2 separate regions of the Mus musculus genome follow, and region 2 is linked to region 1. A link is a loop called in an ENCODE intact Hi-C map of the cell type or tissue named here. Cell type or tissue: heart. All regions are shown on one strand. Links, peaks and the distances in the headings refer to the core of each region. The heading gives the core; the rest is flanking DNA. Region 1 holds the start of Samd4b (sterile alpha motif domain containing 4B). Region 2 holds the start of Rps16 (ribosomal protein S16).

Evidence for each region. Peaks named below come from ENCODE experiments on the same cell type or tissue, not always from the same donor. Only the 100,000 strongest peaks of a DNase experiment are listed, where the experiment ranks them.
Region 2: it touches region 1 in a loop (2.5-fold over the local background); 1 of 42 quality-filtered maps calls a loop at or near these places.

Annotation. Positions count from the first base shown.
Region 1 is chr7:28,434,477-28,439,844 of GRCm38, reverse strand. It overlaps Samd4b (sterile alpha motif domain containing 4B), which reads left to right and starts at 3,654. Exons shown (of 13, transcript NM_175021.3): 1 at 3,654-3,707. It also overlaps a transcript of Gmfg not described here. In heart, for the core only: CTCF peaks have their summits at 2,691, 2,989 and 3,188 (motif pointing left); DNase peaks (open chromatin) are centred at 2,704, 3,374 and 4,004; H3K4me3 peaks cover 3,080 bases; H3K27ac peaks cover 2,076 bases.
Region 2 is chr7:28,350,272-28,355,639 of GRCm38, reverse strand. It overlaps Rps16 (ribosomal protein S16), which reads right to left and starts at 4,951. Exons shown (of 5, transcript NM_013647.2): 1 at 4,789-4,951; 2 at 4,547-4,648; 3 at 3,367-3,463; 4 at 3,230-3,277; 5 at 2,942-3,146. The coding sequence starts at 4,836. The coding sequence ends at 3,001. AF357399 (snoRNA AF357399) reads right to left here and starts at 4,100; the gene lies at 4,007-4,100. In heart, for the core only: a CTCF peak has its summit at 2,249 (motif pointing left); a DNase peak (open chromatin) is centred at 5,029; H3K4me3 peaks cover 1,980 bases; H3K27ac peaks cover 2,048 bases.

The sequences.
Region 1 (5,368 bases), core at 124-5,123:
AATTTTTAAATTTTTAAAATTTATTTTATTTATGTGAGTATACTGTAGCTGTCTTCAAACACACCAGAAGAGGGCATCAGATCTTATTATAGGTGGCTGTGAGCCACCATGTGGTTGCTGGGAATTGAACTCAGGACCTCTGAAAGAGCAGTCAGTGCTCTTAACTGCTGAGCCATCTCTCCAGCCCCCAATTTAAATATAATTGCAATGTTTATTAATTATATAACATAATACATAATATACATTGATAGATATAGATATCTTCCAGCAGTCAGGATTGCCAAGTCTGAGGCCAACCTAGGTGACAACAGTGAACTCCAGAAGAGCCAGTGTTACACAGAGACACTGCATACCAAAAGACCAAAATAGGGCCGGTGAGGTGGCTCAGAAGGTAAAGGTACTTGCTACCAAGCCTGAAAAATTGAATTCATTCCTTGAACCCACATGGAAGGAGAGAACTGATTCCCACAAATTGTCCTCTGACCTCCGCAAGTGGGACGTGGCGTGTTCATGCATGCACAAACATAAACAAATAAACTCTAATGAGAAATGTAAAAGGACACAGGAGATTCTAGCTGAGCACGATGATGTGTGCCTGCAATTCCAGCACTGGGGAGCCAGAAGCAGGAGGATGGGGACCTGCAGGCCATTCTGAGCTACATAGCTCAGCTTTTTGTCAAAAACAACAAAACAGAGCCAGTTCTTTAATTTTAGAATTTGATAGGCAAAGAAAGACAGGAGATCAAGAGCTAAGGACAACCTTGGCTACATAGCAAATTTGAGGCCAACCTGGATTACAGTGAAGCCAGCCTGGGCATACACAAGGTCCTGTCTCAAAAAAAAAAAAAAAAAAAAAAAAAAAAAAGCAACATCAAAAAACAGGTGTTCCAGAGATAGCTCGCCATCTAGAACCAGTTAAGAGCACTGGCAGCGGAGAAGTAGCTGTGAACATCTTTCATCCCAGCACCCTGGAGGCAGAGACAGGCAGATCTTTGAGTTTGAGGTCAGCCTGGTCTATACAGTGAGTTCAGAATAGCCATGGCTACACAGAAAAGCCCTTCTCAAAAAAACCAAAACCCCAAAACCAAACAAACACAAACTCTAGAAAATCTGATAAAATAAACAAATGGGCATTGAGGGGTTATGTGTAGCTCAGTGAGAGCAGGCATTATCATACACAGGGCCTGGCCTTTTGATCTCATGAGTGTCCCACACAGATACACAAGTTCCCCTTCCCTTGAAACAATTCCTGGGTAATGTGACCTATTTATATGCCCAAATTTTGGAAAAAAAATCAATTCATAAAGCCACCTGTTCTATAAAGAAGAAATAAAGGCAAAGTAACTTATGAGAAAACCATATGTATTTTAGTGAAGAAATAAAAAAAATATTTCTAAGTTCTTGCTCCACTTGACTTTCTGTGCTGGCTCCCCTTTTTAATAATGGGCAGGTCCCATCACTGGTCTCCATCCCACCTGCCAGGTACCTCTTCAGTCTTCCCAACTCTTCCTATGATCTCTCCCTGACCCCTGATGAATCTTCTCCTAAGCCTCCATACAATTTTAGTTCTTCTATTTTAAAAACAAAGAACTCCCTCTCTAGCTTGTGTGGTGGTACAGATCTCTAACCCCAGCACTCAGGAGTCTGAGGCAGGAGTCTTGGCCAGCCATGAATATCTAAAAAGACATTGTCTCCAAAGACCAAAAAAAAAAAAAAAAAAAAAAAGGTGGAGTGGGCTGGGAAGATAGCTCAGTGGTTAAGAGCACTGACTGCTGCTCTTCCAGAGGTCCTGAGTTCAATTCCCAGCAACCACATGGTGGCTCACAACCATCTGCAATGGAATCTGATACCCTCTTCTGGTCTGTCTAAAGACACCTACAGTGTGCTCATAATTAATAAATCTTAAAAAAAAAAAAGACTTAAAATATCTGTGTTTCTCTGCGCAGCCCTGGCTGTCCTGGAACTCGCTCTGTAGACAAAACTAGCCTTGAACTCAGAGAGCCACCTGCCTCTGCCTCCCGAGTTCAGGGTCTCAATATGTAGACCAGGCTAGCTTCAAGCCTACAGAAATGCTCTGCTGGGATAGGACGCGCCGCTAAGCCCAGTTCCCGTCAACTCTTTCCTGTGCCATCTTCACAATGTTGGTCTAGTACTCATTTCTTTTCTCAACTCATGTGCCCTCATTTCTCAGAATTCCGTCTGAGCCTTGTCTCCATTCACCCCTCATACCCTCCTTGGGATTGGTCACAAACTCCCACAACCTCAATTACCATCTCTAATGATCCTTAAATCCTGGTCTCCAGCCTCAATTTGTGCCCGAGGTGGGGCAATGGTCTTGACCTCAGTGTTGGCTGTCCCACATTGAGCTTCTCCTCTGGGACCCAATCTCCCAGAGGGCTTTGTCCTGGACTTTTCTCTTCCGCCCTGTGGCCAGCCAGTGGCAAAAGGCTAGTTCAATGGGCCACCTGAGTGTCCCGCCTACTTCGCACCTCCTCCCTCCCCAAGGTCCCTTCCAGATGCAACCCCGCCCCAACTCCCCAGGTAGCTCCCTGGGTTCTCTCTTCTGTGTCTCATTCCTTCTCACCCCACTTCCCTATGTAAGCTAGAGGCGTCCCTTCCAAACTCCCAAGTCCCCAAGACCTTACTGGCCCCGTCACTCTAGTCGCTGTGCCTTTAGCACAAGTGCATACTCCCTCCAGTGGCCAAACATCTAGCCGCAGCTCATTTCCTACCACTCCCTGTCGTAAATTCGACACTCCACCCTGACTGTATTTCTTGGAGTTCTCGGAACAAGCCACGTTGCTGTCACCCTTCTGGAGAGCCGGCCCCTTTCCAGTCAGTTCACCCCAGCGCAGGACAGTTTGTGGATGGACTAAGATCACGACAAGAGTGATGGAAGCAATCTCCATTTATTGACAGCCTCTTATGTGTGGGGTCTTATCTCTTTCCACCCTTAAAGGGTCGACCTCGCTCATCTTGAGGTGTCACTTGAGGCGCGGCCGATCGATACCAGGAGCCAGGAGGCAGCATTGTCATCCCAAAGGGCGATGGTACTACCGGACACAAACCCTGGGCGGGGTGTGACCGAGGGGCGGAGAGGAGGGGGTCCTTGAACGCCAGAATGAGGAATTGTGACTGGGTTCGCCGCTACTGAGTTAGACCGGCGCGAGACTGCCCCCTGCGGGTCCGTAGGTCCAATCGCGGGCTTCGCCAGACCGTTGCCCGGGGCAACGCGGCGCGCGCCCCTCCTCTTCCCGGCCCTCTGCTCTCCGCCCGGGGCCTGTCCGTCTGTCCGTCACCTTCTCGTCAGACCAATCGTAGTGAGGAGGGGGCGGGCCTCTCAGGCCTCCTTCCAGCCCTGTCGCTCCCCTCCAGGCCAAGACCCCGCCTTTCTTGCCGCACACCTCCCACCCTTCGGTCTGCCCTCGCCGCCAGTTGGCTGGGCTCACCGTCTGTCAATAGGGTGTGAGCTAATGCTGGCGCACAGTGGCCCTCCGGGGCGGGGCCAGGGGCGGTGACGCACGGCGCGGTGACGCAGCGCGACGGCGGCGGCGGCGGCGGCGGCGGTGGTCGGTGCGGGAGGAGGGAGGGGAGCTCTCGGGCCAGAGAGGGGGCGACGGCGGCGGCGGCGGCGGCGGCAGCGGCGCGGGTGGCGGCGGCTGCCCGAGGAGGTGCGGGTGGCGGCGGCGGCGGCGGAGGCCGAGGCGGTGAGTCTCGGGCAAGGCCGGGCCGGCGGGCGCGGGGCGGCGGCGGTCGAGGCGCGCGGCGCTCCCCTCAGGGCGACCCAGGCCGCGCGGCCGGCCCCGCCCCCTCAGGGACCCCGCGCCGCGGGCTGCGGCGGGCGGCTGACTCGGGCCTCGGGAGGCCGGAGGATCCTGGAGGACCCCTTAGGGTTCCGCACTCAGCCCGTTTCTCCCTACCCGGGCCCCTTCCTCAGTTTCCCTCCCAAACCGTCACGCCCTGGGGCTAGCCGAGGGGCCGGGCCCGGGGACTTCTGTCCTGACTCGGCACACATCTGCCTGGTCCTCCCGCACGACTCCAGCGGCCTCCCCGGAGACCACCCTCAGCTTTCAACTGCCTCCTCTGGGGACGCTCCCTGTGGATCCCCGCCCTTTGGTCCTTGGTTCTCTCCTCACATCTTCCTCCTGAATCGCAACACATTCCTTGGTGGCTACTCGTCATCTGTCTTCACAGCACAGATATTCCAGGCATCTCCCCCAGGAAGAACCTTAAAGCCCCTAAACCGCCCCCAGATACTCTCTGCATCTAACCCCCCCCCCATCTGCATCACATATTCAAGTCATCTCTCCTTCAGACTTCTTCAAATACCCCCAAGAATTTACCCTTCTACCTCTCCCCATTCCAAAAGTCTTAGAGATTTTCACTCTTATCCCCAAATTCTTCAGGATGTCCCTGGTGAACACTACATCATCCTTAAAGAGCTTGCATATCCCAGAACAGTCGTCCTCAGATACTCAGGAAGTGCTCTTAGATGCCAAAACTCACCTAGAGGACCCTCTCCTCTCCTCTCTTTGCTTCCACCTCCTATATACGCCCTGTCCTCTTCTCATATTTCTTAGACCCTTCTATAGATTTCCAAACTCATGTTACACAAATATTCCCCAGCTTGGAATGCTCTAGAGGTAATCTCATGTACCCCAGCCCTTTTCTCCTCAGCCTCTACACCTTCTAATCTTGAAAATCTCCAGAGTTCCTCTCATATTCCCAAAACCTCTTCCAAAGCCTGTCTTCTGTATCCCAAATCCTTTCCAGTAACACACACCACATGTTTTAAGAATAGTGTACGGACTCCAAAAAAGTTTCCTCATAGCCTCTATTCTTCTCAAACTTTTCTTGGATAACCTGAAAATTTGAAACTCCCTTTCTAGCCTTTGGTAAACTTTCTGACACTCTTCCTTACAATACTGAAACACCCCTCTAAGCTACAGCTTTCAGGACCCCCATGCATCACAGAACTTAGTAACCCTGAGATGGCCTTTAGTTCTTTCTTTTTCTCAGACTTTCTTATTAAAAGACTTTTCTAGCTATCTCTTCCTCAGAATCTCCCCCACCCCCAATTCTCTAGAACCATCTTTAGAAAGCCTTGCATACCTACCTAATCTTTCTTCAGTATAGCTGAACACCCAGAATTCTTTGTGGAAAACCTACTCCAATGCTTTCAGGTCTTCATTAGGAGTCTTCTTCCCTCAGCCCTATATGCTTGGGGTTTTTTTTTGGGGGGGGTTGTTTGTTTTTAAACTTGAGATTTCTCATAAAGCCCCCCAATGCCTACCCTACCCTGTATTTAAAAATCCCTCTGTCAGGACCTTTCTCAGAAGACCACTTCCTAAGACATTCTTTAGAGATT
Region 2 (5,368 bases), core at 290-5,289, 84 kb after region 1:
AACTCAGAAATCCACCTGCCCCTGCCTCCCAAGTGTGTGCGCCACCATGCCTGGCCAGATCCTGATTTGTAATACCCCCAAAAAGCCCACCTGACCCTCTGGGCTGGGCCGGCTACTCTGTAGGCTTGGGTTTCTCCCATGAAGCTGAATGACCTGACCTTCGCTCCCCAAGCAGGACTGCAGAGCAGAGCCTCTTAGCACAGCTTAAAGGGCCTGGGCCCTTCCACCTGCTTTTGTGGCTCAGCACCACTTCCTGCTTCCACCCTGTGCTCTTGAGTGAGCCACTACCTGACATTCTATTTTCCTCTACAAAGAGCACATAACAGACTGGCATCCACAGAGGCTCCTAGGCACTGGCCTGCATGTTTGTCTGTATGAGGGTGTCAGATCCCCTGGAACTGAAGTTACAGTTGTAAGCTGCCATGTTGGTGCTGGGAATTAAATCAGGATTCCCTCGGAAGAGCAGCCAATGCTTTAACCCCTGAACCATCTCTCCATCCCCTGAATTATTATTTTTTTTTATTTAAAGTTTTATTTATTATATGTAAGTACACTGTAGCTGTCTTCAGACACCCCAGAAGAGGGCATCAGATCTCATTACAGATGGTTGTGAGCCACCATGTGGTTGCTGGGATTTGAACTCAGGACCTTCGGAAGAGCAGTCAGTGTTCTTAACCGCTGAACCATCTCTCCAGCCTCCCTGAATTACTTTTGAAAGTGTTTATGTCAAGCCAAATTTGAACTCACCTCCACAGCCAAGGGTGACCTTGGACTTCTGATTTTCCTACCTTCCCTTTGCAAGTGCAAAGAATACATAATGGCCAGGCAGTGTTGGTACACGCCTTTAATCCTAGGGAGACAGGCCTGGTCTTCAGATAGAGTTCAAGGATAGCCAGGGGTATACAAAGAAACCAGCATCAAAAATCAGTACCTCAGGGGCTGGAGAGATGGCTCAGCAGTTAGAGCACTGACTGCTCTTCCAGAGGACCTGAGTTCAATTCCTAGCACACACATGGTAGCTCACAGCCATCTGTAATGAGATCTGAAGCCCTCTTCTGGTGTGTCTGAAGACAGCAACGGTGTACTCACATAAATCTTTAAAAACCAAACAAGCATATGGCCCCAACAGGTGAATTGCTCACATAGGTAGAGGTGCACACTTGAGCCCATCTAAGCTAGACAGGCTCCAAGGGCTCCCTACATTGAGCACTGTCTGCCTTCAGGCTGGGCTCCACCCCCAGCACCTAAACTCAGAAGAGCATTGAGTTTGCCTGACCTACAGATAGGAGGCTCCTTAAAGTTGGTGGCCCTTCCTTATCAAATATCCATACTGCTGGCTGATGTTTTAAAACCTGCACCCACTTCCTTTGTATTGAAGACTACAGGCCTCAGAGGACTCTTGTGTTCAGCAGGGCTAGGTGTGGCACTTTACAACTCAAGTCCCAGGGTTTGGGAGGCGGAGGCATTCTTGAGCCGTGGAGTTACAGATGAGCAAAGGCTATGAAGTGTGACAGCTCAGTGAAGTGCAAAAAGGCAGGGACATCTCACCTTGCTCAAAGCCCTGGGTTTGCTCCCAGACAAAACAAGGTAGGCAGAGAACAGAATATCTGATAGTGTGCTATGATAGTTGTACATTCAGGTCCTGGCTACTGAGGTGGGGACATAGGACCGCTTGGGCCCAGCATAACATAGCCAGATTCCTCAAAACCAAAAGGGTCTCTGGTGAAAGCCTGACTGGCAAAGTGCTTGCTTTAGGAAGCATGAGGACCAGAGTTCAGTCCCAGAGTAGAGTTACGTATAATCAGGAAGGGCTCGAGGCTTGGTATCGGGTAGGACCAGGTTCAGTTCCTATCACCCACTTGCCAGCTATCAGCTGTTATGTAACTGGCTTCAGAACACATATACAAGAAACCTGTCTCAAAAATAAGAATGAATTGATGCTTGGCATGGTTGCACACTTGTAATCCTTGTGCAAATGAGGTAGAGACATGTAGACTCCTGAAGCTCACTACCTGATTTCAGTAAGAGATCTTGTTCAACCTGCCCTTTGGCCTCCCTCAAGTGTATATACACACTGTCTCAAAAATCTTGGGGCTAGTAGAGGTTTAGCTCCAAGTTAAACAAGGTGCTGGCTGCTCTCCTAGAGGACTTGGGTTCAGCATCTAAATGGTGACTCCTACCAGTCTGTAAATCCAATTCCAAGCGCGCACCACCCTCTTCTGGCCTCTGCAGGAATTGGGTGTGTGGTGTACATACATACACACCTACCTAGCAAAACTCATACACATAAGTAACAAAGAATCTTTCAACAAAATTTAAGGTGGGCAGCATTTGAACATCCAAGATGGCCCTCTGATGTCTACATGCACTTACATACACCCATAAACATAAAAACCCAGGCTCTGCCCACCATGCATTCCACCCAAGGGAAACAAACTAAGCCTTCTACCTGCCATCTCTACAAACCATAAAGGCCAGAGAGGATTAAATGTGGTGGTCCACGCCTTTATTCCCAGCACTCGTGAATCAGAAGGAGGCACAGCTCTGGAGTCGATATAGTTGAGTTCTAGGATAGCCAGGGGCCAAGAAAAACCAGGTCTTTAAAAAAAAAAATAGGGGCCAGGCATGGTGGCGTACACCTTTTATCCCAGCACTCCGGAGGCAGAGGCAGATGGATTTCTGAGTTCAAGGCCAGCCTGGTCTACAAAGTGAGTTCCAGGACAGTCAGGGCTACACAGAGAAACCCTGTCTCGAAAAACAAAAAAAAAAACAAACAAAAAAGTAAAAATAAATAAATAAATAAGCAAGCAAGCGTATACACACAAAAACAGAGCTCAAATGCTCTGGAAGGCAGCCATTACTCCTTAGTGCCACTTACTAAGGGAGTTTCTTGCACTGTCCAACCACACTAATACTACAAAAAGAGACCAACACAAAAACAGGAACGTTAAAATCCTAGGATGTTTATTACAAAGGTAAACCCCGATCCTTGAGATGGGCTTATCGGTAGGATTTCTGGTATCGGGCACGGGCACCAGGACCTCCAAACTTTTTGGATTCGCAGCGACGGGGGTCAGCTACAAGCAGGGTCCGATCGTATTGGATGAGGATATCTTTGATCTCCTTCTTGGAGGCTTCATCCACATCTGGAGATTAATAGACAAGACCTTTAGTTTGGTCCTACCACATAGCCCACCCGCCATGAAATGAAAGACCAGCTCTCACTCACATTTTTGGTAATAAGCTACCAGGGCCTTTGAGATGGACTGTCGGATGGCTGCAAGACACAATGACCAAAAAGCTTAGTGAAGACCCAGTCCTTCCAGGAGCTGCCTCACACCCATAGGCTTAGATCCTGAGACTTACCATAAATTTGGGCCACATGTCCACCACCCTTCACACGGACCCGAATATCCACACCAGCAAATCGCTCCTTGCCCAGAAGCAAAACAGGCTCCAGTAACTAGAGAAATGGGAAAATATGGGGTTAGGGAGTTAAGTCATACCCTGACTTAACCACTCTCCATGGACATTCATCATCTCCCTTTGTGTGGTTCCCACCATCACCAGAATCAAGGAGGCAGCCTATCCTAGGATCCCTGTGCCCCTCAGAGTCCCATGTATATGTGCCCATAGAGACCAGAAGAGGGCCTGAGACACCGAGGAGCTGGAATCATGGAGTGACAGGCAACTATGAACTTCCCCAAACAGGAAGCAAGGTCAGACAGGTCCACTGTTCTCACAGTGGTCATTCCATCTTCTCTTTGGATCAAATTTGTCCAATACCTAGGACCAGTCTATCCAGAAGCTCCCCGAGTGGCAGGCCTAGAGCCACCTCCATCACTGGTGTTGGCCCAATTCACAACACAGGGTACACACACCAATCGTTCAAATAAACTGACAGACTGTCCTTTTTAGTCACCTGACAGACTTGGATTAGACTAAGCACGGGGGTCTAGTGGCATTAACATCAACACTACCATTAGAATGCATTGTCTGCAAGGTATGATATTCCTTCTTACATGTACCAAAACTCATACAACAATGAGTTCTGGGTTGCAAAAGAGGATTTGTTCTTGCACTTGTTTTCCAGTTTTTGCCCACTAGTTCAACAAAAACCCATACAAGTGCTACCAATGTTAGACTTCAGAGGACTCCTATTGTATTTTTCAAGGTTCCACGTTGTAGCCCCATGCTGACCTAAACGGCGGCGCTTTGGATTCGTAACTCGTAGTATGCTATCCTCCAAGGAGCTAGGAGTATACACATGAGCTGTAAACTCATACTTCTAGACCAGAAATCGTCAATTAGGTCGGATACACTGTGCTATTCTCCTGGCCACGGGCCCCTCGCATCTGGAGAGCTTCGAGGTTATAGAATAGGCCACGTTTTCATGTATTTTACCAGCTCCGACTTCATCTTTCCCGAGCCCAGGTTAAGGTCTACCGCGAGGTAAGCCATCCTCCTTCCCCCACCTCAACTCCCTATCATCCCGGGGCCTTCCCTTCCGTCTCGCCACCCGGACGCCCATGCCCGACCCCAACACCTTGTACTGCAGCGTGCGCGGCTCGATCATCTCCAGGGGACGTCCGTTCACCTTGATGAGCCCATTTCCCCGTTTGCAGTGGGCCACAGCCGTGGCTGTTTTCTGTGAAGGGCGAGGGAGACGGCGGGGCCGTGTGAGCGCGGGACCCTGGCTCAGCGGGCCCCAGCTCATCATGTCACCCAGCCAGGGCCTTCTCACCCCCCTCCCCACCCCCACCTCTTTCTATGCCGCCCCTGGCACACCTTGCGTCCGAAGACCTGCACGGACTGCAGCGGACCCTTGGACGGCATAGCTCCGAGCACAAGCACGAGCTCCACACCGCGCAGCGCCGCGACCGGAAAAGGGAAGCGCGGGGCCAACCCAGCCGATTTTTCAGGGTCTGCGCAGGCGCATTGAGTGCTACGTCACGACAGAAGCGGGCTTTACGGCTGACGTCGAAGCCTGAGAGGGGACGTGTGAATTGCGGCGGGAACGCCTTCAGGCAAGGGAGGGGGCGGTGTCGGAGGGGAAGGGGCGGAGCTGTGCGGGACCCGGAGGGTGGGGACTCCGTCCAGAACTCGGAAGATGGGGCTGGCCTCCTTTTTCCATTGCTTTTCCGCAGCCTTGGTCTTGACTTTCGGCCAGTTCTTATAGACATTCCTGCTCTTCGATGCTCTCCTTCGGCGCTTCTCCAGGCCGATTCTCACCCTCTTCCTCCCACCCTTTCCCAGGATCCCCATCCCATCGGAGTCTTCCCGCATCCACTATGCTAAGTCAAGCTGGCTTTTCAGAATCTTGCCTCCAGAACCCTCTTTCCTAGCCCTTACGATCCCCCGTCGCGAA